Regions from separate parts of the Homo sapiens genome. Here region 1 is linked to region 2. The links are chromatin loops, found by intact Hi-C in ENCODE. Cell type or tissue: PC-3. All regions are shown on one strand. Each heading gives the region's core, and the rest is flanking DNA. Links, peaks and the distances in the headings are about the cores only. Region 1 has its middle 150 kb from the start of LINC00392. Region 2 overlaps KLF5 (KLF transcription factor 5).

Region 1 (10,620 bases), core at 1-5,000, 340 kb before region 2:
GAAAGGCAAATCATCTGAAGGTTGCATGGTGAGGAGCATGGAGGGAATCAGAATGGAGGACTGAGCTGACCTTAAACAGCATGAGATCCTCAGCCAGTAGAGGAGGGTCTTGCCAAGTCTCCCCTGAGATTTGGCTTCTGTGACTCTCAACATTTTCTAGGCCTCCGTATTTGATGAGCCTTGTTATCAGAGATGTTTCCTCCAAGTCAGGAAAGGAAACAAATGTTTGAGTTTCCACAAACTGAGTACAAAGTTACAACCACATTGTCTTTCTTTCTCATATTCCAGTCTTTCTTTCTCATATTCCTCCGTTTACCTAAGTTGAAATGATAGTATTTCCCAAATTCTCAATTCACCATATACAGATGGCTAATCATATCCATTGTGTAAGAATTTTGCAATTCTAACTTCATGGAAAGTTAATGTTTTAAAAAAGAGCACCTTATTTTCAAAATTCTGGGGGATACCTTACTATCACCCTCATACACTGACATCAGCTTTTAATTCCCATTTGAGAACAACCATCAGAAAACTACCAAAAAGCAACTGCCTAGATTGTAGCCATGTCAGACAAATTCATCTAAAATATTCTATTTATTCTAACATGAATTATTTTGTAGATACACAGGCACTCTCAAAATGGTCATAAATTCCTACACAAAAGGAAAATTATAACTACGTCCTTTGTTACTTAAGTTGACTCTATCAGTAAGGCTAAAAAAAAAAAGTGAATGTCTGACCAGGACCTTCTAAGTTGTTCACAAGGTTTTGGCTATGACATTGTAACTCTACTTCAGAACAGAGATTTCCAGAAATCTTCCCTCAGAAATAGCAACTGCATTGCTAAATGAGCCATGCCTGGTTGTTCTGTCTGCTTCCTTCCTGCTTTGTGGACAAATTCTTATTTATACAATCATGGCATTTAAGTACTGGATGAGACCTAAAGAAATTCCAGTTAAGCCTTCTGCTTTAACCCAACACCACATCAGATTACCCAGGGCTTACCTCTTCAATTCTTAAAGATTTCCTGGAGCAAAGACCCACAATTTCCCTCCCTAGTAAGTTCTAGAGTTTAATCAAGAAGTTTTTTCTTGTGTGTAAACATAAGCTTTCTTGCGGCAACTTAAGCCCATTTCTATTTCTGATCTCTATGGAAATAGAGAACCAAGAATACTTGTTTCTTTAATAAATAACATTCCATAGACTTGAAAACACTGAAGTTTTCCCTAATTGCTTTCTTTTCAAATTACATTTCCCACAGCCCTTTAACTTTTCTTCATCTATTCTATTTCCCAATATTTTAATTATCTTTGTTTCTTTTTGGGTGCTTAACAAATTTTTTAAAGGCCATGTAAAATTCAGACAGATCCAATTATACTTAAAATGGTGTAATAAGTTTCCAATCGTTTCTCCAAATAAATATTTTATTCCACTTCCCATATCATTAAATTGTGACTACATCTTGTAATATGTTGGCATTAGGTGGGAAAAGAAGCTGTATGTGGATGACCCTCTATGGCTTTGTCTCTTCTTCAACTTCAGTTTGGGGTTACTGATGCTCAGAACTTTCCTCCAATATTTCCTCTTACCTTTAGACTCTCCGCTTTTCTCAAATAGGAATCATCAGTCAACTCAAAGCAGGATGTCCCACCCCTCAACCCAAATTCCAAATTTCTCCAACGAGTCTAAAGTCATTGCCTCAGCAGTTGGAGCCAATTCCACACTGTGTTAAACATGAAGTCGTTTCTTTATGATTTCTCTGGACCATGAACATTCCCATAAGCAGCCTCAACATAGTGAACCGATTATCATGACTACTACATGCCTTTATATCAGGAGTTGGATTGTGATTTTAACAATCCAGTTGAGACAGAACCTTAAAATGAGAAATTTGCAAGCAGTGGCAAGGAGGTGCTTAGGAAAGGCCATCAAAATGATAAGAAAAATAAAAAGAGAAGTGTTTCATGATTGCCATCATGTGGGATCATTATGGCTATGTTTTGTGAAAATTCCTGTAGCAACAATTGGCTGAAGCTAAGGGGTTGGGGAGGCAATGATTAGGAATCCAACATAAGAAATAAAATAACGGAAAGAGCTAAACTTGATGTAATTCAAATAGCAAATCATCATTCCTGTAAATAACTCAACGACATGTCCTTAGTTCCTTTAGGTTTTATTTCATCATCGTCACATATTGAGAAGCTACATAGCCTGGTGCTTAAGAGCATAGGCACTGAGGTCAGACAGTCTGTGTTCAACTCCTGAGTTTATCTCTTTAAGAGTTCTCTAATAAAGTTGTGTAAATTACAGCTTGTTTTCCTTTTTAAAAATCTATCTCACAAATGCTTATCATACACTAAGAATTTTTGTAAATTCTTTTTTGTTGTTGTTGTTGTTGTTGTTGTTTTGAGACGGAGTCTCGCTCTGTCGCCCAGGCTGGAGTGCAGTGTTGCGATCTCGGCTCACTGCAAGCTCCGCCTCCCGGGTTCACGCCATTCTCCTGCCTCAGCCTCCCGAGTAGCTGGGACTACAGGCGCCCGCCACCACGCCCGGCAAATTTTTCGTATTTTTAGTAGAGACGAGGTTTCACCGTGTTAGCCAGGATGGTCTCGATCTCCTGACCTCGTGATCCTCCCACCTCGGCCTCCCAAAGTGCTGGGACAACAGGCGTGAGCCACCGCCCCCGGCCAATTTTTGTAAATTCTTCACAAACATTGATTCATTGAATCGTTGTAACAACCCGATGAGGTAGAAGTTATTATAATCTCTGTTTACAGATGGAGAAATGAAGGCCAAGGGAAATTTATTGCCCAAGGCCACACCTAGAAAATGGAAGATTCAGGCTTTGAGCCGAGTGGCCCGGATTCAGGCTCTGCTCTATCACTACCCCTGGGCGAGGGGGGAGGCGGGGTATCAGGATTAATAGAAATCACTTTCCATCGCCTGGGAAAAAATAAGTACTCAGTAAGTGGTAGGCTTTGTGCATTTGCGTGTATGTGGTGATGGTAATTATGTTCTTAACGTTATTTTCCAAAGTGAACAGGCTATGATCCACTATGTATGAGGCTGACTTCCAAGGGTGTGGTAGGAAGTGGCACTGCTGATCAGCAGGTGGAGCTCTTTTCTCTCATTATATATTTACCCCAATACCACCAACAACAACCATTTCCTCCACCCTTGTATCGTGAGTTCATTGGGTAATGCTCGCTATGTCTAATATTCAACTGAGACTCCATTCAGCGCCATCATAAAACTTTATATAAAAAGGCTTTGATAATATTAAAACTTTTTATCAAGCTGCATTTGCGCAGAATCTATAAAGTCTAATAATGCTCATTTTGTGCCTCTATTCAGTTGAATAAAGTTGATATTTGTTATATGAAGATTTGTTGAGAGTAACAGGTAAAATATGCCGTGACATGTATATAACAGCTGTTAAAATACTTAGCTTACATAGTCATAGCGCATTATACACTTAATTTCAAATTGTGTTTGCATAAATTTACAACTCTGAGCAAGGCAGGTCTAGGATAATTATACCCATTTAGCAGATTAGAATAGTAAGGCCAGAGACATTAGATGAAGTTAACTGAATACGAAAACATTCTTATTGGGACACGGGATTTTCGGCTCTTTCTAGGCTTCTTCCACTATAATATGTTGGTTGTTACCGATGCTCTGTGAGTAACTGTTGTTTCCTTCCTTACCTTTTTTATCCTGTGCTGTACTGAAAATCCAGGTGGCTATATCAAGACACAGATTAACTCAGTGACAAAACAAACGAACAACAAAAACAAACAAACAAAAAACCAAAACACTGGGTCTGAATTCTGCCTTTACCACTTAGCTATGTGAGCTTGGACAAATTACTTACTCTCTCTGTGGTTTGGTTTTAATTGGGGCTACTGATTGGATCTACTTAGTAGGATTGTTGAAGGGAGTGAATGACTTGATCCAATAAGGCATTTAAAGCAGTTCCCAGCCCTTAGAGAGCATGCAAGAATTGTTAAGCATATCATTAGCTACTCTTTCTCCCCGCCCTCCTTCCTTGCTGCCTCCATTCTACAAACATTTTTGGAGTACTTGTGTGGAACCAGGAAGCCACAAGAGAGACACTAGGAATGTGAGACCAGGACTTAAAGTTAGGCTTTCAAGGACCAGCTATGCTACTGGAGAGAGAGAACACCCAGCAAGAGCCTTCAGGGATCTCAAACAAGAGGGAGAGAAGGCAAGCAGAGAATTAATCCACTGTCACCAACGTGTTCATGTTTTGTTTTCCTCAGCAGAAGTAATCACTCATTCATTAAGCAAACGTTTATTGAGCACGGTTCTCTGTTCTCCATTCAGTTTGTGGTGCAAAGTGCTGAGGAGATTTAAAACAAAAGTAGGTCAGATATGGTTTCTATCCCCCAACAACTAAAATCTAATTCAGAAGACAAGAAATGTGATAAATAAATATCGAAGGCAGACGATACATACCATAAGAAAGGGGTGAGATTCTTTTATAGTCATTCCTACAGTTAGTACAATAATCACTCAACATTTATTGGATGCAGCAATTAATGTGATATGATCTCATTTCTAAAACTTTGTATCAGCATAGAAGATCATTGAGGAAAATAAATTGGGTGAGTGGGATGAGATATATTTTTATTTCCTTATTTTCATTGTAATGATAGTGTAATAAAATATCTTAATAAGAGAAAGCTTACTGAAGAAAATATTATGAAGTGCCTTTCAACTTTTTACTAGGAAGCTCAAATAGTCCTTCAGGCAAGGCAGTTTAGTGAAAAGAAAATGAGTGGGGTAGACAGGAGACAGAGGTCTCACCCTTGCTCTTTGCTTGACCTTGAAAAATTCATTTAACTTCTTACTAACTTCAGTCGGGTCTATGTAATGGAGATCATAAAAAATGCATTGCTTCAATCTCAAGAATGCTAAAGAGATACAATAAAATAGTAAATGGGAACATTCTATAATATAAAGTCTACTGAAAGTGGGAAGCTATATAAACCAAAGCAATTGAGGGAGTAATGCAGAAAAATGAGCTAAGGCTTCGTAATTGGTAAACCAGAGGTCATGACTCTGTGCAAGCACTTATTCCATGTTAGCTTACAGTGCTCAATGCTGCCCTTCGGATTCTTATTTCTGGATCCCCATAGCACCTGGGACGATGCTTTGCATATGATAAAGATTCAGTTAACATCATTGATAGAATGGCTTTTAGAAGTTGTAATAATTTTCAGAAGCTTTGGTAAATAAATATCAAAATTCCCACTGCTTAGAAATAAATTTGACTCTCATCTTACTTTGAAATAACTTAGTTACCAATTATTGACTCCATTCTCTTATCTGAGCATTTATTGGGCACCTCATCACTCTCTATACTTTTTTTCCAACTACAGAACACAATATACAGAAAAGTATATAATTTCAGTCATAATTTTAAAATCTGGAGTCAGTGGCCTGAAAACTAACCTTAATTTAACCCTTACTCTCCCTTCCGACTTATACTACAGCCTTGTGCATGGCATGGTAGAGACTCCTTCCAGTTTGTTGAACTGACCTGAATTCAAATTTTTAGAGCAAGAACTTGAACTTAGACTTCAGTTACTAGTTAGGCTACCAATGTTCTTTGGTTCACGTAATTCACAATTAATATCCTTTCTTTCTCTAACGAATGAGACTAACAATGCAAGCCATCTATTTAATTTGAAAAGATGTTATGAAGATTCCATTCCAATTGCCATTAAACACTTGGGTATTCTCAGATGGTGTAATAGATGTAAGAATGTAAAGTACAATAACCACTGATTAAAAAATGGCCTCTGAGTTTACCTATCAATCAGCTATAGGAAAAAATAAAAAGAAACTTTAGTGTCAACTTTCCCATCTTAACTTTCTCAGTCTAAGCTTCATTTATATATACACCTAAAATATTTTTCTATAGATCATTTGCCTCTTTTACACTGAGGTTAAGGGCCTAGACAAGGAGAGGAAGATAAGAGCCTGCAAGAGGAAAAATATCTACAAAAATTAGTTTTTGTATGTGCAAATACAGAAATAAAGTAGAATATTAGTGTTATCTCTTTAAGGAGTTTGAAATGCTTTGTTCCTTGTGGTAAAAGTCTTTGCTAATCCTTAACTATACTTTAAAAAAAAAAAAGGTAAAAAGGAGAGCAACAGGCTAAAATTTCATAGTTCCCCTAATAAATAAAGCACTCAACTAAAGCAGAGGATGCTGACTTCTTGAATGTTTTACTTAGAAAATCCAAAACTGTCATAAAGCAGCCCCTCCATTTGTCATGAGGTATTAACGGGATACGGAGGGCAGAGCTGGGATGTCTAGGCCTACCCATGTGAGCTGGTTTTCCTGCTCACAGGGCCAGTGTGGGGTTATAAAGGAAGGGGAAAACTTATTTCTTCTCCTTATCTTATTAATATTCAACTCACAGTACAAATTCCACAGTACAACCTTTCAAAGACCCTAGTACACACAGAGAGATAAACAGAGTAATGCAAAGCTCTACGAATGATTTCCAATACATATAGTAACAGGGAATCATTTTCATACGGTAAGATTACGTGTGTCAAGGAAACGAGATGTAAAGGCAGCAGAATAAATATTAGCAATAGGAAATATGTCTAGAGGTGATATTTTCAGAATCACAGTCCAATACTTCCTCCCTAGGTCTACTGTGTCTGCCATTGAAGTTGAAGACATACAAGGAGCACTTGACAACTTGAGAACTGCGTTCAAGGAAAGTCTTTAACAATTCTCCTCCTCACCTCCACCCCTAGTCCTCACCTTCTCCATCTCGGAAATAGGAGGAGTCTGTTTCACTCATTCACAGGGCTCTCCAAAGAATTGCCCATAGTCCTTACCAACTTCAATTAAAAATGCCATATCAGTGCAAAGTGTTATCCTATTGTAATATTTGTATGACATGGCTCTTTCACTTTAGAATTAAAAAAAAATAGACTAGATGGTCCAAAGTGTATATTTGCATGCTAACTTCCACAGGAGGAAAGGCTATGTAAAAATTAGAGGAAAAACTATCTTGAAAACTAATTCAAGCATTCTTCTGTGTCATTGGGTGATCTCCATTTAATTAAAGAATTGTGATTGTAGAATGGGATGATGCAAACTCAAAATATATAAAAATGCTAGAAACACTTAGTCATCAATGATGATTCAGAATCAATGTGCAGGCTGGGCACAGTGGCTCACACCTGTAATCCCAACAATTTGGGAGAGCAAGGTGGGAGGATTGCATAAGCATAAGAGTTCAAGACCAGCCTGGGCAACATAGTTAGATCCTGTCTCTCGCTTAAAAAAAAAAAAAAAGAATCAATGTGCTATTTTATTTAGATGTTCTTGCTCAGTGAGGATTACTATACATTTTGCCTGTGATTGCCAGTTTTCATCATAAATAAAAAAAAATGTACAGCCTTGAAACCTTCATGGAAATAGTTTAATCTCTGAAAAGTCAGTAAGCACTTTGGTATCTTATAATGCTTCAATGTTCTTAGAATAAGTTATAATCATTATCTGGATTCACGGGTTTGAAAGATATCAAATAAATGACGGGAATTTCAATTACTACTGATCTAATGGTATGTCCTGGACTCTATTTTCTTTCTTTCTTTTTCATTTTTAAAATCCCTAATATTACCTTGTTTATTTCTCATTTGTTTTTAGTAAACAAAGATTGCAGAAAAATCAGAATGAAATTATATAGGTGGTTTTGGTTATTGGTATCTTGATTAACAGATGAAAGTTCCAGATTCTGAAGTAGTGGAAAAGAGGGGAAGTAGGGATTCTAGGCCTCTGTATGCTGGTAACCAGCCATGGGACCCTGAGTGATTCCCTTCAATTTCCTGAATATCAGATTCCCCATCAATTAAAGAAAAGTGTAACAAAAGTAACCTCCTAACAAATTTCACTTTATATGTTTTTTATGATACTTAGGGTGTAGGAAGACAATCATTTGTAAAAGTTTTTTTTTAAATGAAATTTGGCGGGAAGATGGATTACTTAAGGTCAGGAGCCTGGATTCTAGTTATCAATGCCACTAACCAGCTGAGAGACCGAGCCAAGTAAATACTTTCTGAAACAGGAAGAAGTATTAAATTAAATTAAGGTTTCAAAAGCTAAATGATTTCATGCAGGCCACCTATTAACATTTCTGGATCTCAATTTTCTCATCTAAAATGTTAAAGTGCTTAACTGGACAACCTTTAGAATCTTTTAGCTCAAAATTTCAGTGTTTCTGTATCATGTTACAAAAGTGGCCATTTTTATTATCTAGATTTGCTCTATCACTATGGTAGTCAAGTAGCCATTTTCCACACCAGTCATTATAAAGACTGATTAGCTGGCAGTAGATAGCTTCTGATTTATTTACCCATCGCTCATCAAAATAATTAATATCGTTCAGGTATTTATTGAGAGGGAACCAAATCTTGCTGATGAACCATTTCATTCATTTCTTTGTTCAGTAAATATTCTTCGAGTTTCTCTGCCTTCTTAAATGATAAATTGTTTTACCAAAATGTATTCGGCTTTAAAAAACAAAGACACTTACCTTCTTCGTGCTTCTTTAACTGTAAAATTGTGGCCATGGATATTTACCTCCATTACAGAAGGGCTTTGATGACTCATGATGTTTCTAAGGTGCATTGAGGTCCTTGATGGAAGGCGCTCCATCTGTTGCACAGTGTAATTAACATTATGAGTTTACCAAAAGAAACATAAGAGTCATTGTTAAAGAGCATCATGGGGGCTGGCTCGGCCTTTAGTCATAAGAAACTTCTGATGTAAAGGAAGGTAATAATTTATAATAGCTACTAAAAGTAACTTGGATATGAAAAGAGTTAGTTGTTTTTAAACTCAACACAGCCTTTTTATTAATTAAAGGAGTAGCCATGGTAATATCTTCAACATGTTTTATTTTTGAACTAATAAGAAAAACAATTAAGTGTCATGCTTTAGAGGCTTCTATGAAAGCTAAAGAAGGTAATATTCATACGAATTAGTCATGCTCTTCTTTAGAGAGTTCAGTTACTGCAGAGCTGGGAAATTCCTGGTCCTTTGGTCAACAGTAGAGAGATGCCTCCTCTACCATCTTTTGTATTTGCTTTACTCCTACAACACATGGCAGCAACGTCAGGGAAAAGGATATCTACTCCAGGGATCTAAGCCTGATTGCTTGACAAAGCCAAGTGAACGATTTTTCTATTTCAAGCATACTCTCTGAGTGTTAAAGAAAGCTCTAGGCAAGTTTCAGGGATCCGGAAATAGTTCCTTCTGATAGGTCAAACCTAACAGTATCATGCACATCTAGGTGTTTAGTAAAGATTGTTGATGATGTTGATGATGCCTAAGATGGTGTTAGTTATGGGAGCATGTGATTATTTTGATGACTTGGGAACAAGAGATAATTTTACTCTCAAATGAGCCACAGTTGACTGTTGTCGCCAATAAAAAAAGAGGAAGGATGGAGGCCATCATTCCAAGTGAAGTAACTCAGGAATGGAAAACCACTGTGTGTTCTCACTTATAAGTGAGAGCTAAGCTATTGGTATGCAAACACATACAGAGTGGTATAATGAGCTTTAGAGACTCAGTCAGAAGAGAGGAGGGTGGGAGGCAGGTGAGGAGTAAAAATCTACATATTGAGTTCAGTGCACATTACTTGAGGAATGAATGCACTAAAAATCTCAGACTTCACCACAATACAATTCAGCCATGTAACCAAAAACCACTTGTACCCCAAAAGTTATTGAAATTTTCAAAAGATTCAAAAAAATTATTTGTTTAATGAAAGTGGGTCAATGAGTAAAACTATGGAGTCTTTAAACAAAGTAAGAATTCCAGTAAACAAAGGAAGAATTAAAATATTTCACACAAAGCTCTCACTTCCTCTCATGGCCTAGGATAACCATGGTGTCAAGGGCCCTACAGTCTCTCCACATGTAAAATGGCGGTGCTTAGGTCTGTTGAACAAGGCGTCATTCCCACCCAACCTGCAGGAAATGTGGCGCTCCATAGGAGGTCCCCTCCCTCTGGTGACACAGCTGGGGTGCAGAGAGCAGGAGTTCGCTCTGAGGGGTCCTACAGCTCTGCCCCTTGACTCCCTGCCCAGGCTGGGCTCCTCTCCCACTGCAGAGGATCCCACTGTGGTGGTTGCCAAGTACTCACTTGTCAGCCTGTTCGCTGCCAGCCCCGTCCACCTTACCCTCCAAGAGCTACCAGATGTCCCTTCCTGAGACACAGACCTGACTGTGTCCCCTTTACATTAAACTATTCCATAGAGCCCTCTGCTCTCAGAACACAGGCTCCGATTCTGTCCTGGGACTTGAGCTCTCCCAACCCAGCCCCAGTCCCACCTTTAGACTAACATCATCCCTCCAGCGTGCCACACTCTGTCATCCCCAGGCCTTCACAGAGGCTACTCTCCTAAGCGGTCCCGTGCTCACTTAGGTGACTCCTATTCGTACTGCGGGGCTCAGCACTCTGGCTTCCAGGAAGCACCTCCTTCCACCTCACCCAGCACCAACCTGTGGCCCAGAAGACTATTCTCTGGTCCCCACTTCACCTGATGCTCATCACCGTAC
Region 2 (11,651 bases), core at 3,103-8,102:
AGTTTCTATTCAATATCTATCTACTCCTACTGTTTCTTTGTAAACAAACTATAGCGATTAGACAAAAATTGGGCAGTACGCCAAGTTCCAATTGGCAAGATTATGTGAGTGGATATATACATATACATATATACATATATATATATGTATATATAGTCATTCAAATGTCTTTGGGTACCAAATAGCATTAAGCTTTAACCTTCATATTTAAGAATATTACCATTTATATGACACCAAATGCCTTCATGGGGTGACATGCACTGAGAGGGTCAGATGGAATAAAGATTGCTGATTTACAAACAAAAATGAAACTTCTGAGTTTTCATGTAACAAACTCTTCCAATCGTATATAGCTTTTATGGGATTTATTGTGCTTTTCTTCTTTTTATTTTTTTGAGACGAGGTCTCATTCTGTTGCTCAGGCTGGAGTGCAGTGGTGTGAATACAGCTCCCTGCAATCTCAGCCTCCTGGGCTCAAACGATCCTCCCACTCAGTCTCCAGGTAGCTGAGTCAACAAGCACGAGGCACGCACCAACCTAATTTTTTTAGTTTTTATAGAGACAGGGTCTCCTGGGCCCAAGCAGTCCTCCTGCCTTGACTTCCCAAAGTGCTGGGATTACAGGCATGAGCCACCATATTTTTTGTCTTAATAGTCACTGTTAAAACAGTTACAAATTTCCAGGTTTTGTCACCTATAACTTCAGTATGAGTAATTTTTAAAAAAGTCTCCCATTGATTAGTTTCACACTGTAGTCAAGAATCTAACCAAAGATGGAATTTGGTTAACTTCAAAGTAGGGACCAGATTTAGTAATAGAGAATAAAGCCCTTCTTTGTTACATTACAGCCCACGAGTTAATCCAAAAAGTTCTGGTGGGCTTAATTACAGATAGGAAAAGGAATTTAGCTAGATTTTTAAAAATATTTTTATGTAGGCAGGCCAGGTCATGTTTATCTAAGGATTCTCTAATTGGATGCCATGAAGTGACATGCTTAATGTGAGCTGCAATATAAGAATGAAATGACAACATGAAGTAGAACAAGATAACTTAGTAGTGGGGAGAATAAAAATTAACTGAAGATAGTTAACCCCAAAACATTACTTATTTGAAATCAAGTCACATAATTGCACTTGGAACCTGGTATATTGCTCAATTTTTGTCTAATTGCTGTAGCTCGTTTACAGATAAACAGTCAGAATATGTTTGAACCCAGATAGTCATTAAATGAGCATAACAATGATAAGCAATTAAATTATTTGCAACTTTGAAAAGTTGGTTAGGCATAGTTGCCTTTTGAAAATCATTTTCCCTTGAAAACTCACTAATACTGTTTAAAAATACACAAGGTATTACATGTTTGCTTGCATTATAATCACAGTTTCATGTTCACATACCTTATCAAAAATCCAACACCAACACTGTATCAACAGTGCAACATGAAGAGGAAATTTGGCAAACATTAGATGTATTCAATTGCTGCAGTGGCTTAAGTCAATTCACACAGAAATAGGAGGTAATTTTTTGACATCTCCTTATCAATCAATTAGAGCTGAATCACAAAAAGAATCTAAGAAGTTTCAGGGCAGGGGTGGACACAGTAGCTCACGCCTGTAATCACAAGTTGGGAAGTCAAGGTGGAGGGATCCCTTGATCCCAGGAGTTCAAGACCAGCCTGGGCAACACAGGGAGGCTCCCGTCTTCAGACACACACAAAATTAGCCAGGCATGATGACTCACACCTGTAGTCCCAGGTACTTGGGAGACTTAGATGGCCGGATTGCTTGAACCTGGGAGGTCAAGGCTGGAGTGAGCCACGGTCATGCCATGCACTCCAGCCTGGGTGACAGAGCAAGACCCTGTCTCAAAAAGAAAAAGAAATAAAAGAGAAGAAAAGAAAGAAAAGACAAAGGGAGGAAAGAGGGAAGGAAGGAAGGAAGAAAGCGAGGAAGGGAGGGAGGGAGGGAGGGAAAAAGCTGTGGCAAAGGAATGAAGTGTGTAATATTCTTGAGCTAGATATTACTCCAATGATTAGGAAGAGTGAGGAGTCAAATAATGAGGCTAAATAAACATGTTGCCAAAATACATAACTGCAGTTTTTTACTTCAGATCTGAGAACATTGGGGATCCCTCCCCCATACCATTTATTGTGGGAATATGTAATAGTGATACTGATTTTTCTTCACTTTTTTGGAGTGCAGTGGTGCGATCTCGGCTCACTGCAACCTCCACCTCCCAGGTTCAAGTGATTCTCCTGCCTCAGCCTCCCAAGTAGCTGGGATTACAGGTGCATGCCACCATGCCCAGCTAATTTTTGTATTTTTAGTAGAGATAGGGTTTTGTCATGTTGGCCAGGCTGGTCTCGAACTCCGACCTCAGGTAATCCACTTGCCTCAGCCTCCCAAAGTGCTGGGAATACAGGCATGAGCCACCATGCCTGGCTTTTCTTCACTTTTTTTAAACTAACGCTTTTCTTTTAGTAGTTGTAGATTTACTGAAGTATTGCAGATAATAGAATTCCTCTAACCCCATTCCCAGTTTCCCAGGGGGAAACAGCTTACATTAGTATGATATTAACAGCTTACATTAGTATGATACATTTGTCACAATCAATGAATTAATATGGACACATTACAGCCGAAAAGGGCATGGTGGCTCACACCTATAATCCCAGGATTTTAGGAGGGGAAGGTGGGTAGATCACTTGAGGTCAGGAGTTTGAGACCAGCCTGGCCAACATGGTATAAAACCCTGTCTCTACAAAAAATACAAAACTTGCCGGGCGCAGTAGCTCACTCCTGTAATCCCAGTACTTTGGGAGGCTGAGGCGGGCAGATCATGAGGTCATGAGATCGAGACCATCCTGGCTAACACGGTGAAACCCCGTCTCTACTAAAAATACAAAAATTAGCTAGCTGTGGTGGCGGGCACCTGTAGTTCCAGCTACTCGGGAGGCTGAGGCAGGAGAATGGCGTGAACCCAGGAGGCGGAGCTTGCAGTGAGCCAAGATCGCGCCACTGCACTCCAGCCTGGGCGACAGAGCGAGACTCCATCTCAAAAAAAAAATAAATAAATACAAAAATTAGCCGGGTGGCACACACTTGTAATCCCAGCTACTTCGACGGGCAGGCAGGGAGGTGCTGAGGTGAAAGTATCACTTGAACCCAGGAGGCAGAGGTTGCAGTGAGCCAAGATCACGCCACTGCATTCCAGCCTGGGCTACAGAGCGAGACTCCATCTCAAAAAAAAAAAAAAAAAAGATACATTAGTGAAATTCTATACTTTATTCAAATTTCCTCCATTCTCCCCCAGTGCCCTCCTTCTGTGCTAGAATCCCATCCACATGCCACATGACATTGTATCGTCATGTCTCTTGACTTTGACAATCTGTCAGACTTTGTGTTTGATGGCCTGATAGTTTGAGGAATACTTATCAGGTATTTTGTAGAATATCCCTCAATTGCAGTTTGTCTGATGTGTTTCTCATGATCACGCTGGGGTACATGTTTTCAGAAGGAGAAGCAAAGTTCCATTTTCATCACATCATATCAAGGGTACACACTATCAGCGTGACTTATCACTGCTGAGGTGGACCTTGATCAACTGGTTGAGGTGGTGAGGGCAGACTTACCCACTGTAAAGCTACTCTTCCTCCTCTCCTCCTTTCCACAAGGTAATCTTTGGAAGGAAGTCACTATATGTAGCCCACACTGAAGAGTAGACAGTTTTCTTCCACTCTTTGAGGGTGAGGTATCTAAAAAACTTACTTGGAGTCATTCGGCACAGATCTCTCTCTTCTGTTTATGCAACCATTTATATCAGTACAGACAAAGGGATAGTTTATACTGTATTATAATGCAATCCTGCTTTACTTTGTTGCTGACATACCCCGATTATTGTAGGGTTCTTTTTTTTTTTTTGACAGGAAGTCTCACTCTTGTCCCCCAGGCTGGAGTGCAATGGCACAATCTTGGCTCACTGCAACCTCTGCCTCCTGGGTTCAAGCGATTCTCCTGCCTCAGCCTCCCGAGTAGCTGGGATTACAGACACCTGCCACCACGCCCGGCTACTTTTTGTATTTTTAGTAGAGACGGGGTTTCACCATGTTGGCCAGGCTAGTCTTGAACTCCTGACCTCAGGTGATCTGCCCGCCTCAGCCTCCCAAAGTGCTGGGATTACAGGCATGAGCCACCGCGCCCGGCCGGGTTTTTTCATCGCTTCCTATATTCCTTCTGATATACCACTTTCTCACACTACAGGATGCTCCGGACTTGCATGTTTCCCACTCCAATCTTAGAATCAGCTGTTTCTCTAAGGAGCTCATTTTTTAAAAATTGGACAATGGTATTAGAAACCAAGATCTAGGAAACCGTCATTCTCAGCAAACTAACACAAGAACAGAAAACCAAACACCGCATGTTCTCACTCGTAAGTGGGAATTGAACAATGAGAACACATGGAGATAGGGAGGGGAACATCACACACTGGGGCCTGTCATGGGGTTGGGGGCTAGAGGACGGGTAGCATTAGAAGAAATACCTAATGTAGATGACGGGTTGATGGGTGCAGCAAACCACCACAGCACGTGTATACCTATGTAACAAACCTGCACATTCTGCACATGTACCCCAGAACTTAAAGCATAATTAAAAATAATAATAATAAACAAATAAAAACAAAACCTAGGCCTGGCGCAGTGGCTCACGCCTGTAATCCCAGTGCTTTGGGAGACCAAGGCTGGTGGATCACTTGAAGCCAGGAGTTTGAGACCAGCCTGGCCAACATGGTGAAATCCCATCACTACAAAAAACACAAAAATTAGCCGGGCATGGTGGCACGTGCCTGTAATCCCAGCTACTCAGAAGGCTGAAGCAGGACAATCCCTTGAACCCAAGGCAGAGGTTGCTGTGAGCCACGATTACGCCACTGCACTCCAGCCTGTGTGATAGTGTCAAAAAAAAAAAAAACACAAGATGTAGGTTCTAGGTGTACTTGTTGCTGCGGAATAAAACCAAATCCTAATGATTTTTTTAAGTGTTACACCAATTCTTCTTGTTTGCCTCTGATGACACAGCCTCCAGACTAGCACATGCAAGTTAACTCTCTATGGTGTTTTCAACTAAGGATGCTTAAGGTCTCGTGCATTACGTGGCCAGATAAGTATTCGTGAATTATGACTCCCTTTATGCTAATTTAAAAAATAAATCCCCCAGCTGGGCGCAGTGGCTCACGCCTGTAATCCTAGCACTTTGGGAGGCTGAGGTGGGTGGATCACGAGGTCAGTTCACAAGACCAGCCTGGCCAATATGGTGAAAGCCCACCTCTACTAAAAATACAAAAATTAGCCAGGCGTGGTGACGTGCGCCCGTAATCTCAACCACTCGGGATGCTGAGACAGGATAATCACTTGAACCTGGGAGGCAGAGGTTGCAGTGAGCCGATATTGCGCCACTGCACTCCAGCCTGGGTGACAGAGCGAGACTCCGTCTCAAAAAATAAATCCCCGTCTTATGTAGGTACGGGTTCAATGTGGCTCCTCTACAAATGTGTGGAATTGATTTCTCACTAACCGCCCTGATCAGACTCTTTATTGCAGGTAAAGAAGAAAAGCACCACATACATCTTTTAGGCACTTTTTATTTTCCAAAAAAAAAATTGTCGTTAATATATAAACATCTCATTCTCTCAAAAAATTCTACAACTATACAGCTGTTTGCTCCATTATTTGCATAGGAAATGACCACAATACAAAAATAAGAGGGAAAAAGAAGCAAAACAGCAACCGATTTCTGCTTTTCATGTAGGTGTGTTTCCACGTATAAACATTTTGAAGCCTCTTACAAAATTATTTACATCGTTTGTCATCTATTTACATCTTTTAAGAGCAACTTTTCTAACAAACAAAACTATAATTTATCAAGTTATGAAAATTGTCTTCTAAAAAAACTTACTATATTACCACAAAATAAATAAAGATAAACAATATTTTAAAAACAAAATTAAATTTTCATTTCAATTAAGACCCCTTTTGGCATTTTGCTTATTTATTCTGCCCTTTGGTTAACAGCATCAGCATCACATTACTATTTTATATTGCATATATGTAGCATTTGCTTCCTTAAGTTTTCAACATATCATTTATATTTAAAGGCAGACACTGAGTCAGTATTAATAGATTAACTAAACTGCACTGTAATTTAGATAAAATTACTGTGTCTCACTGTGTATTACATGCAAAATCCACATAAATTGTCATTTAACCAACAGTACTGCACGAGCGAACATCTCGATATATGAAAACTGCATCATCAATTCAACGTTTTGGTACTTGAAACTGCATCATAAATGCAACATTGTCATATGTGAAAACGACACCCTAAGTCCTTCTTTTTAAAAATGACATTGCGTTTAGCTTATTGTAAGAGGTTGAACTTTTGTATTTTGTAACTATCTTTAAGCTCTTCAGTTTATAATTCATATAAAATGCCTTTTGTATTTAAAATAATCCTATTTTAATCAGTGCATGAAATTTGCTTTTTTAAAGTTCATTTGAATGATTATTCCTTCCCTCTAAAGAAATGATTTTGGTAATGTTGAGAGGTACCTTACCACAAATCCTAACTGTAAGTGTATTCATGGTTATTTTCAAAAGAATTATGACTCTTCCCCAAAAGAATCCTAAAAAACTTGTAATAAACCTATAAAGCTGATTTGCATATTTACAAAATTTTGAATAGCAAATATAGGCAACTCATATATGTATATAATTTTTAAAAACCCACACATTTGTTCAATGGCTATTTGTGAATTGCCAGGTATACTGTATCTCTAAGGAATTACCTACTATTGAAAAAAACTACTCAATGCCAAGTAAAATCTTGACATACAATCCATTCTTCTTCTGGTGCCTGCCAACTGATTTGTTTACTGAACACTGTCACATTAAATGATGGTGCCTAGGTAAAAACGCTGCACACACTCCCCTCCACCCCCACCCCTTACCCATGTTGAGACGTGGCTGCCTGTCATGAGATGAGATCTGCTTGAGTAAAGCCATATACATTACAGCAAGCATTCCAGATTCTTAAAATGACCAAACACTTTGGTATTAATACAATGTATTCCCTGTTTTCTCAAATATACAAAATATACATTTCCAGTTTTAGTTGTGGTTTTCTTGCTTTTGTTTGTTTTTGTTGTTTTTACACAGGAATAGTTAGGTCTGTCATTTGAGGGAGCCCAGGGGACCTGGAACGGGTCACACGGGCAGTGCTCAGTTCTGGTGCCTCTTCATATGCAGGGCCAGGTGGTCAGAGCGCGAGAAGCTGCGGTTGCACACCCCGCACTGGAAGGGCTTGGCGCCTGTGTGCTTCCGGTAGTGGCGGGTCAGCTCATCCGATCGCGCGAACCTCCAGTCGCAGCCTTCCCAGGTACACTTGTATGGCTTTTCACCTGTGACAACGAACAAAGGAGGTAAAGCGGCCTGCTTGTAATGCAAACATCCTAGATAACACCGGAGAAGGAATTTCAAAGAAAAAAAAAATCTTGGCCAAGCGAAAGAAGGAAAGCTCATGAATTCCATTATGAGTAAATACATATCAAAGCCACTCAAAGTAAGCTAGTTAAGAGTTATTTCTTATAACCTCCAAGTATTTTTTACCTCATAAAGAAAAAAGCATTTTGTGTACCTTTGAACAACTGAAGAATAACAATTTTAGACAAGTACAAAACGAATCAGTGCCCTTATTTTTATGTACTCCTACACACATAAATCCAGGAAATGACTAGATGAGCCTGAGTGGCTTTATCATTATTGTGCAAATACAGTTTCTATACCAACAAACCCAAATTAAATTATTATAGGACTAATGGCTGTAAGGTGGGTGAGGGAGGAAAAAATTCAGAAGCTGTTGCACGAATCACCTATACATTGAATTTCATGTACCACAACTGCTTAACCAGAAACTGGTCCTAGATGTTTCTAAATTAGCCAGACAGAAGCTTGCAGCTCATCAATCAGTTCACTTGAAAACATGGCCTCCAAAATGGACTATTAGGGCATTCACTCTTTGAGAGTCACACACACCTTCACACACCTTCCTTTTGCAGATTGAAGCAAAATAGTCTGGTACTGATAACTTCACATTGGTAAAAAAAAAAGACCATGAAACAACTGTAAAAACTGACATTTGTTGACTTGTATTTAGTTTTTCTTTGTCATGTGTTACACCCAAAATTCATTCCATAAACAATTCGCCAAGCATCTATTATAGGCCAGGAACTGTCCCAAATACTTGTGATACAATGGCTAACAAAATAAAAACAGTTGGCCTCATGGAGCTTACATGTGTAATATACATCTAAAAGTCTGAAATTGTTCAACCTACCCATTCCATTCTTTCACAGTTCTCTTCCCTTGAGTATTGAGTTGGTATGTTCCTCCCTCCCATCCTGTAATGTATATTATTCCTAATGCTCCCCAAAGCTTGCCAGCTGTTTAACTTTCAAAACCACTAAATATTCATAATGTAGTCTTAATTCTCTGTTTGTGAAGAATCCTACTGGAGATCATATATTCCAGTAGGAATAAATGCCAAAACGTTCTTTCAGTGAGCATTAACTAGCAGTTCCTACATTTATGATTTTATAATTTTCTATGAATTTTTTATAAGAATTCGTGAGATAAATTTGTATATTAAAGTATTACTGGCTTACTGCTGAGTTTTATATAGATACTTTTTCACCTCTTAAATTCCCTTAAAAAAATGTTTCCTTCTGAAAGGGAGGAACCTCAGAGTTGCTTTGAACACTTGTTTAGTTCTGACGAAACAGAAACTGCACAACCTTTCTGCCTAATTTAGCAGTATCATGTTCAGGAAGTTGTAGGATTAACCAAGTCAGTCTAAACTTTAAAAGACCCTGTCCTCATCAACTGAGATTTCTACAATTTGTGGTTAATATATTTTTGTTGTCATGATAACCACTCTGACTCTCAGACAAAGAAGAAAGTGCCAAAACAGACGACATGAAAGTGGTCCCAATTTTTTTTCCCTTGAGAGTTCACCTACATTTCCCATGGTATGGATTGCTGTGCCATACTTCCTCTCTTCTCTCCTCTGCCTCTGACCCAGACAGTTTTTGTTTTAATTCCCTTTCTGGTTCCTATCAATCCACTTTAAAAATGAACATCTCAATTCTAGAAGTTTTTTCTCCCCTCATAGTAGATTCTAACCAGAAATTTAACCTAAGACACTCAAGCCATTTACAAAACAAAGTATAAATCACGTTCTGTCACTTACAATCACATAAAATGTCTGATATATAGAAATATTTTAACACCAGTAGTAAATATAGCTATCACATTTGTAGATGTAAATTGATCACAAAAAAAATTTTTGCACAGTACTATTAGTTTTTGTTCCCTGTGAAAAATAAACCACAGAAACAAACATATTGGTTAAATACTTTACTGTCATTTAATGGAAAGAAAAAGTTATTTCTGATGTCTGAGACAAGGAAAAAAATTCCTATAGTGCTCCCAATTTTAAAAGAAATCATTCTAGTCTTTTGAATTTAATAATTAAATAGCAGAACTGAATTTTCAGAGTTTATGTAAGAAACAAGGGACACTAGACTCTTTTTGTTCACTATTTTTATTGGCTATGAAGCAATAAACTGCACCAGTATTTTTTAAAGTTTACTTTACTGATTGCTTGAAATACGGTAGCCATTAAAGTTTCTAAAACATTTGGGGTTTTGCTCTCAATTTATGCACATCTATAGAGTATTCAGCCAAGAATACTACCAGTGTCTGGAATGTTAGTTACTGGGGCCAAGTCTTACCATAAAAGTAAGGACAACTATCCCCCCACTTGGGGCAGTTTCTATGGGATTTGTTCAAGTGTCAACACCGTTCAAGTAAAACATCGTAGAGGAAACTGGTACCCAATTTCTGGCCAAACAGCAGACTTGGGCCTTTCTTCCTCAGCCAGAAACACTATGCACAGTACTTCTGGGAAACCAAACTGACTTCCTTTAAGTTATATTTCAACAGGATAGAGCTTTCAAAAGTTTAATTGGATTTTTACAGAATCTCTTTCCAATACCACCAATTTAAAATATTTAGTTAAGCTCTTTCAACATCAACTGTATTTTTAAGTTCTCATGCTGTTAACGTGAAACTTTCCAAAGGCAAAAAGAAAAAAGTGACAAGTTTGTACAGCACAGAAAACAAGCTCCCACTTTATCTCAAAGTATGTGTTTTCTCATTCTGTTTTTAAATTACAGGAGTATTTTGCTAGAATCTCTAATCTTTGAAAACTATGTTCAAGTTAAACATGCATACTATCCACGCTGATAAAGTCATTAACATACTTTACAAAAATGTTAAGCAGAAACATTACCGGTAAAAGGAAAAGGGAGCAGGCACCAGCAGCCATGGAGCACATACTCCAGAGCGAGGTACTTCTCATTATCTCGCTTCCTCACAATAACCCCGTAGAGTTAGAAGCAAAACGATGAGCTCCACATTAAGAATCCTGGTCTGCCACTTTTCCTTAATGTCTCACTTAAATCTTCCATTAGCAAACACTAATACACTCTCTTTGAACGATTTAAGGAACACATACATATTGTTCAAATTCATTTCCAGATTCTAAAGCCACTTGCGAAGGTCAGCTAAGGAATGGCTTAATGGACTCACAGCAAGCCTTGAACCCCAGACGATCTGAAACAGAGAGCACAACCTGGCAGTGCCAGCCTCTGTGGGGCCTGTGGGGTCCTGAGCACTGTTCAGGTATTGCCAATTCCCAGGTATCACCTAACGATAGCTCCTTTCCCCCAGGGTAAGTGAATTTCAGTGGGTTAGTGGAACATGTTTGTAAGCCATTTTAAAAATCCTCAGCAACAAACTGAAAATTGTCCTTTTTTTTCCCCCCTCTGAATGACTTCTGAACCTATCACAATGGAATGGGAAGTTTCTCTGCTCTGCTGAACACATTCAATAGACATACCAAGGCCTTTCCCTAAAATGTTCTACATAGATTCTTCTAACAAAAGAATAAAAATCACTGATAAAATATTTATCTTAAAATAGTTATTTTAGATAATGTTTTAAAAGTTTATTGCAGCAAATTTACACATCGGTTTCCTTCCTGGTGACTAAAAGACAACTCAATCAATATCTGATAAAGCTAAAATATCATGAGAATTAAAGTCACTGTTTATTAGTGAAGGTGTAACCTGTACTAAATGCCTTGCAAAACTCAAATAAGACTTGGTTTCTGGCCTCAAAGAACTTAAAATCTTGTATCTTGTTCTGCGAACCTAAACAATCCAAACTTTTAAAGTAGAATAAATTATTTCAACCTAATCTAAACTCTTAGAACTTAAGAGTCCTTGAAGCTCAAAATGGGCTCTTATTTCAAGAGGAAAATATTTTCATGCAATTCAATAATAATTAGATTTTTCCCATCATTTGAGACTTACGAAATTTAGTCTCTGAAATAGGCTCATATTAGATTTGCTTCTAAAAATCAAAAGGGAGAAAAATAGGAAACACTTATTAAAGAAATTCATAGGAAAATGATTTAGATATCTAAGAAAAGAGATAAAGTAGGAGGATGATTTTAGCTCACTAATTCATATTTTTAC

The links. A loop is a pair of places that touch in the nucleus more often than their neighbours do. Peaks named below come from ENCODE experiments on the same cell type or tissue, not always from the same donor. Only the 100,000 strongest peaks of a DNase experiment are listed, where the experiment ranks them.
Region 1: it touches region 2 in a loop (5-fold over the local background); 6 of 110 quality-filtered maps call a loop at or near these places.

The regions. Positions count from the first base shown.
Region 1 is chr13:73,409,708-73,420,327 of GRCh38, reverse strand. No RefSeq gene overlaps it. Among named protein-coding and RNA genes, the nearest start is that of LINC00392, 150 kb to the left of the region's middle. In PC-3, for the core only: a CTCF peak has its summit at 3,120 (motif pointing right); a DNase peak (open chromatin) is centred at 3,107; H3K27ac peaks cover 5,000 bases.
Region 2 is chr13:73,071,508-73,083,158 of GRCh38, reverse strand. KLF5 (KLF transcription factor 5) reads right to left here. Exons shown (of 4, transcript NM_001730.5): 4 at 5,621-7,451. The coding sequence ends at 7,273. Among named protein-coding and RNA genes, the nearest start is that of KLF5, 18 kb to the right of the region's middle. RefSeq lists enhancers at 6,819-7,624, 7,625-8,431. In PC-3, for the core only: no CTCF peak of the experiment used is centred there; no DNase peak of the experiment used is centred there; H3K27ac peaks cover 2,046 bases.